Linked DNA regions of Homo sapiens: region 2 is linked to region 1. Evidence: chromatin loops called from intact Hi-C (ENCODE). Cell type or tissue: ascending aorta. All regions are shown on one strand. Each heading gives the region's core, and the rest is flanking DNA. Links, peaks and the distances in the headings are about the cores only. Region 1 overlaps PDLIM7 (PDZ and LIM domain 7). Region 2 overlaps FAM193B (family with sequence similarity 193 member B).

What was found. Peaks named below come from ENCODE experiments on the same cell type or tissue, not always from the same donor. Only the 100,000 strongest peaks of a DNase experiment are listed, where the experiment ranks them.
Region 2: it touches region 1 in a loop (4-fold over the local background); 10 of 110 quality-filtered maps call a loop at or near these places.

What each region holds. Positions count from the first base shown.
Region 1 is chr5:177,492,585-177,496,983 of GRCh38, forward strand. PDLIM7 (PDZ and LIM domain 7) reads right to left here. Exons shown (of 13, transcript NM_005451.5): 2 at 3,833-3,939; 3 at 1-93. The coding sequence starts at 3,928. Among named protein-coding and RNA genes, the nearest start is that of PDLIM7, 2.8 kb to the right of the region's middle. RefSeq lists enhancers at 1-335, 3,672-4,399 and silencers at 2,128-2,277, 2,224-2,518, 4,216-4,295. In ascending aorta, for the core only: CTCF peaks have their summits at 2,472 (motif pointing left), 3,656 and 3,867; DNase peaks (open chromatin) are centred at 1,860, 2,277 and 3,017; H3K4me3 peaks cover 2,500 bases; H3K27ac peaks cover 2,500 bases.
Region 2 is chr5:177,544,623-177,547,122 of GRCh38, forward strand. The region is part of intron 1 of FAM193B (family with sequence similarity 193 member B); the gene reads right to left. Among named protein-coding and RNA genes, the nearest start is that of FAM193B, 8.7 kb to the right of the region's middle. In ascending aorta, for the core only: no CTCF peak of the experiment used is centred there; DNase peaks (open chromatin) are centred at 579, 999 and 1,859; H3K27ac peaks cover 2,500 bases.

The DNA.
Region 1 (4,399 bases), core at 1,447-3,946:
GTGTGTGAGGCTACCCGCATTCTCGCCATCGATGCTCAGCACCCAGTCACCCACGGCCACTCCGGCCTGCGCCGCTTTGCCCCCAGGAGTGAGCTGTGGAGAGAGAAGCAAAGTGACCGAGGCCCTGGACCCTGCAGACCCAAGCCAGGCTGACGGTGGTAACACTGCCCCACCCAAAGCTGTCCCACTTCCAGAACCCAGAGAGCTCTTCATTCAACATAGTTCTAGGCAGCTGCTGGACACTAAAGCAACCCAGGAGGTGGTGGCGCTCACCTGAGCTTCACAATTTCCCAGTCACACTGCTTATTTATTCACTGCCAGACCCTCTCCCTCAGGTGGTGCTCACCTGAGCTTCCCCAGTCACGATGCTTATCTATTCACCGCCACCACCCTCCCCCACAGTCCAGAAATTGCTATGATGTCCACAAACAGCCACGCTCAGGCTAAAGCCCAAGTGTTTCAGGAGGACCATTGCCTTTTGAGGCTCCTGCTGGCCTCCTGCCCAGGCCACTCCACCTACCAGATATGCCCTCTGGCCCATGCAGGGGGCAGCTTCCTCCCCGAAACCACCGGGGGCTCTTATGGACCTCTCACCCCCCAGCACCCTGTCGGGGGCCATCTATAGGGGTCTGCTGGGACCCTTTGAGAGCCAGGAACAGGCCCTGTTATCTCCCGGTTCCCTGTGAACACTGCCTGAATGGGACCTAAGTTGACAGCTGGGACTTCGTAGGCCATACATGGCTGTCACTCCCAAGCCCTCGACTGCCAATTTCCCCTGACCCCAATCCTTCAGGCTCTTGAGCTGGGAGTCCCTGGTTCCTGTGGCAATGAGTAGAGACAGTAGGCTGGGAGAAATGGCTGCCACCAGCATGAGCTGAGACCATCAGGAATGACTTTGAGGAAGCGGTGGGCCTCGGTAAAGGAGAATGGCGTGTGCTGCCTAGCGGGTGAGAGTTCACTTACGATGGCTTTGAATGCCAGGGGAAGGGACCAGGACTTGGCTTTGAAGGTAGAGGGGCTACTGGCAGTTTTAATGTCTGGGATTGGGTATCTCCCAGGCCCTGAGAGGGTGACCCTGATAAACCCCTTCCAGGCCTCTAGCCCAGCCCCAGCAACACAGGCAGGGCAGCTTGACTGGGTCCAAGCCTAAGGGACCACCCAGCCATCTGGCAAGAGGCCTGGCACTGCATCAAGTAGGCTTTTGTGAGGCAGTGCTGGAAGACAATTTCACTGGGTGGGGGGGATCTGGGGGGGTCCAGGCTGCCAGTGGCCCCAGGAGGCTCCTCAGGTGGGTCAGTGCACAGACTGAGCTGAGGCAGGGAGAGGGGAGGCAAGAGGTTTCAGAGAGATGTCAGAGGGCAGGGCAGCCAGGCACAGAGCTTGACAGCACTGGGAAAAGAAAGGCGAGCTGGGCTCAACATGACCTCTTGCTTGCGTAGGAGGTCAGAAGGCTAAGAGAGCTCGGCGGCCCCTTCCTCACTCGCTAGATAAGAAGACTTGCTTCAGTTTATTGAGCACCAACTATGCTACATATTGACACTGAATCTTCCAACAACCTTGTGGAGTAATCTGGGATTTTACCCATTTTGCACTTGCAAATGTACACAGAGAGGTTAAACAACTTGCCTCAAGTCACCCAGCTAGTAAGAGGCAGAGCCAGGAAGTGTCTCTGACCCTAAGGCTCCACCACTGTGGGCCACCTCTGCTGAGCATGGGGGCCCAACTGAGGGGTCAGCCCACCTGGAGACACCCTGAGCCACTCCCTCACCTTTAGTTCAATCCAACTAAATCAACCCCTTATACTGTGTATGGGGAAGTGACACCCCAGAGGGGAAGTGACTTACTCAAGGTCATGGTGAGTCAGTAGAAGGGAAACCTGGCCCAGCCACTCCCTGCCCACAGGGCTGGCTCCTGGGAGCTGTGGGCTGAGCCCGAGGTGGGGGTCTTGGGGTGCAGCTAGCTGGCTCCTGGAGAGGGGGTGGGGGGCGGGGACGGCTTCCCTTCCCAGAGTGAGGAGGGCAGGAAGCACAGAGGATGAGGGGTGTTCAGAGCGTGGGGAGGGCAGCAGGAGAGCAGAAGACAGCGCTGGGCGGGTGGCTGGAGAGAGGCAGGGAGGGGCTCAAGCCAGGGGCAGGGTAAGGCCAGAGGAACCAAGGAGGGAAAAAGCCAGGGGGCTGGACCCTGCATGAGGTGGGGGTGAGTCAGCCTGAGCAGCCCAGCCCCCCAGTCCCAGACGTTACCTCATCTCCCAGGCCTGGGCCCACAGCCAGCCCTTGCCCCTCCCACCTCCCTCCATTCTGGGGTCAGGGGAGGGGGAGGGGGCTGGCCTAACTCAGAAAAGCCCACCTCACCCACCCATGTGGGCCCAGGTCCAACTCCAGGGCTGGGATCAGCTAGTGGCCCCGCCCACATGCCAGGGATGCTGACCAGGGAGCTGGAGCCCGGAGTGCCCCCAACAGGCCATATCTGAAAGTCATCTCCATCAGGGAAGAAACTGAGGTTCAGGCTCCCCAGACACACTGGGCCAGCACTTTCCCAGGGAGCAGGACGTCAGGTAGGTTTCAGGGCTGTGTGAGGGCTATGTAGTGGGACGTGTGTCATAGGGCAACCACTGCCTCACTACCCTGCTGGCGGGGCAGGTTCCAGGAGAATGCCATCAAAGGACCCCTGAGAAGAGCACTGCTGGCCTGCCCACCCTAACCCCCACGCCCAGCTCCTACAGACAGACTCCAGCTTGAGCCCCTCCTCAGGCCACGACCCTCTGGGCCCCTCCAGGCTGGGCTTGCCTTGGGCTTCCTGACAACAGCTGCCTGCCCACCCGGCGCCTGGGTGGGTCTCTTGGGGCAGGCGGATATAGGGGCAGGAAGTCCCCACCCCCTCCTGACCCCCAGGCCAGTCAGAGATGCCAGCCGACAGGCTGGCCTCACCCACTCTGGGCAGGCAATTTGTTGTGTCTCACAACTGGACCATATAGCTGGAGCTGCAGCCTGGTGACCAGCTGAGAGGCCCACCAGTGGGGTTCAGGGGGCCAGGCCTAGGCCAGCCCTTTTCAGCTCTGCAGACCGCAGCCACTGTTGGCCATCCCAGCGTGGGGCTGCATTCTTGGGCTTATAAGGCAATCCCCCTGCTACAGGGAGGAGCCAGCCTCCAGCTCCACCCACACCAGGGCAGGCTCTTGGAAGCTGAAGTTAAGCCCCTAGAATGGAGCCCTGTCCTACACTTCTGCTTGGGGTCAAAGGCCACCACATCCTGAATGGGAACAGTGGATGTGGGTCCTTACATAGGCTGGGGAGAGACCCCTTCTACCCACAAAAAATGTACGCCATGCTGTGCCTCAATTCCAATCCCTGCTTCACCATGGACTCGATGAGCGAGCCCCGCCACCTCTCCATGAGTTCTTCTCTCATCTGGAAAAACGGGATGAGGATTGCTATTCCCTGGGCGGCAGTGAGGCTGAAGTGAAATCCTATAGTCACAGTGTCCTGCCTGGGGCCTGGCTCCAAGCATTGCCACCTCAAGTTTAGATACCTCCTGAAATGTTAGGCTCCCATCCTGCACAATGAGCCTCCCTCCAGCCCTCAGAGGTGGCCACAGGAGCTTGGGAGAACAGCATCGGGTACAGTGCAGGGCTGGAGAAGCCTGGGTGCTCCCTCCCAGTATCCACCTCATTGGGAGTCCTTGTGGCAGGCAGGTACCACTACATCTCCGGACCTAGACATCTCCTGGCCTGCTGGCCCCTGACCAGCTCCTGTTAGGACTCCCCCCATCACCCTCTGGAGACCTAAGCACCGAAAGACCGCTGGGGGAGCCCCCTCCCCAAACCTAGGCTCACCCGGGAAATGGAGAGGGGCACATTGAAGTCCTTGCCCCCTTGCAGCCGGAAGCCCCAAGGTGCTGGCCCCTCCAGCACTACTTTGAAGGAATCCATGATGCCGGCTCCTGAGAGGAGAGAAGAGAAGGTGAGTGGCCAGCATGGTGGGCGGGCAGGCAGGCAGGCCGGGCCAGCTCAGGATACCAGCCTTGGACAGGGGCCAGGCAGGCACGGGCAGCCCCTGAGCACGCCCAAGCCATAGGAGGCAGGTATTTTGTCAGGCTGGCCTGGGCTGCTGGCTGGCGGACCTCACTTTGGAAAGACAGGAGCAGCCCCCCTCCCCTTGGGACTGGAACGGTGAGGGGTGCCTGAATCCAGGCTTGAGGTTCTTTGCAACCAGGGGTGGGCCGAGGGACTAAACTGGCGCGGCCTCCCCCCAAGCCAGCCTGGAGCCTCGGGCGGCCGGGTGAGTCAGGGGCCGGCTCTCCTCTCCCCCGCCCCCAGGTCCCGGCAGGCAGGCCGCGGCTGGAGCCTGCTCGGACTATATAAGGCGTGTAAGCTGACACTGTGCGGAGAGCCAGCGGAGGG
Region 2 (2,500 bases), core at 1-2,500, 51 kb after region 1:
TCCAAATACTTGAAGACTTTTCTGATGAAATTGGTGGTGATATTAACAAATGTTATCTTTTGGCATTGTAAAATGAAATGGAAAACATTTGGAAGATGTGCAAAATCCAGTGAGCCTATTTTCCAAATGACCAAAGCATGATGGATTCAAAGCACTGGCTCGACCAATAGATTTTAGTGTAAATGAGTATGAAGACTTCACTGATATGGGCTCAAATTCAATAATGGAAATTATTTGGAAAGGCTACTGAAACATTCCTCCCTTTCTCACTTACATATTTGTGTGAGGTTGGATTTTTTTTCATATACTTCAACCAAAACAATGTATTGCAAAAGACTGAATACAGAAGCATATATGAGAAGCCAGCTTTAGTCTATTAAGCCAGATGAAAAGAAATTTGCAAAAATGAAAAGAAGACCATTCTTCTAATTTTTTTTTTAAGATGAAATCTCGCTCTGTCATCCAGGCTGGAGTGCAGTGGCATGATCTCAGCTCACTGCAACCTCCACCTCCCATGTTCAAGCGGTTCTCCTGCCTCAGCCTCCCAAGTGGCTAGGATTACAGGCGCCTGCCAATACGCCTGACTAATTTTTATATTTTTAGTAGAGACAGGGTTTCACCATGTTGGCCATGCCGGTCTTGAACTCCTGACCTCAAGTGATCCGCCTGCCTCAGCCTCTCAAAGTGCTGGCATTACAGGCATGAGCCACCACACCTGGCCATTCTTCTAATTTTGTTTTGGAAAATATAGTTTTCATTAAAAATTGTTATGTTAACAAGATAGCTTTAATATTGTCTTTCTTAAATAAATTAGTGACAAAATATTTTAAAGCTTTCTCAGCTTTAATATTTAATTTGGTAAGTATCAATAGATATAAACAACACAAACAAAAGCTCTTTGGGTTCCTCAATAATTTTTAGGAATATATAAGGTCTCCTGAGGTTGGAGGATTGCTCAAGCCCAAGTGACGGAGGTTGCAGTGAGCCAAGATTGCACCATTGTACTCCAAACTGGGTAACAGTGAGAGCCTGTCTCAAAAAAAAAAAAAAAAAAAGATAGCTCTCTGGGGGCATGACTCAATTTTCTAGCTTGGCCTTTCTGTCCACAATTTGGGAATAACCCATTGCCAGACCAGACAGCTGTCAAGGACTACTCTGAAGCTGGATTGAATTTCCAGCACTCAGCGTGGCCTCATTCATCCCATGGATTCTTTTTCATCTCCAGAGTTTGTGTATGTTCGTACAGGATTGCCCCAAGACACATGCTGTATCTAACCAGCTGCCCTGCAACAGGTCCCAAATTCTATTTTGAAATGGCCCATTAGAGCACTCTACTCTCAAGGCACCCAACTCCAAGAGCCTCTCTGTCACCAAGGCAGGCAGAGGACAACACCAGCAGCTAAAATTCCCTTTCAGAAGCAGAGAAAATGATTAATCCTCAGCCTAGAAAAACTCATTGTCATAGTTATCATCAGTCACTCTTCCATTCACCCATTTATTCCCTCATTCAACATTGTCAGAGTCCCTGTCTCCTGCCAATTGTGCTAAGTGCCGGGAAACATCTACCCTTGACAATTCCTATTCATTCCCTAAGATTCTGGTCAAAGGTCAATGAAGCTCTTGCTGGTCAAGCTAAGCACAACTGATTCTATTTAGTATAGCATCATCAAAATGTGCCACAGATGTATTCTGTCTGTTCCTAAATTCCTGGTAGAATGTGAGCCCTCTGGGGGCAGTGTGTGGACCTTGGTCATTTAAGTATGCCCAGGAACCTAGGCTTGGCTTGGGCCTGACACATTGCAGGCATTCACTGAATAAATAAATGAAAGCTTAAAGCCCATCTGGCTCATGTCTCAGCTGTTCAACACAAAGGCAGAATTTAAAACAGAGCCAAAACAGTGCATTTCCCAACATGCTATGAGTCACTCTGAGCCACTGATGAGAGGGCAATCAGTGAGAAGAATCTCAGACTATTCTAATGCTGACAATCAGAGCTGCAGTTAATTCTAAGAGAGCTGACACAACCCCACCTCAGTGCCCTGGAGCTGTTACCCAAACTTCCATGCAGGCTGTGGGCTCAGGCCCTTCCAGGAGGTAGAACAGCTGTTTCACACTACGAGACTAGTCAGTGGAGAATCCTTTCTGGTTGTACAAGCTCGGTTGGGAGTGAGTCTCTCTGATCCTAGTGACCTTAACCCTAAAACTTTCTGTTTTAATATCCCCACAAGGCTAGCTCATCCGCTGAACTGCCTCCTGGGTGCAATGAGCCACAAGGAGGGCCCAAGCCGCAGATTTACCTGAATCCTCAGGTCAAACTGCCACTCTGCTACTCTAACCCCAGCACACGTTACTCATGGAGGAGGAAGAGCATGAATTTTGGGGACGAGACACACAGTTGTGAGTTCAAATCCCAGTTGCCATTTTCAATATGATCTTGGAATATTACTCAATTTCTTTGAGCCTCAATTTCCTCATTTATGAAATGGGAATAAAACCATAT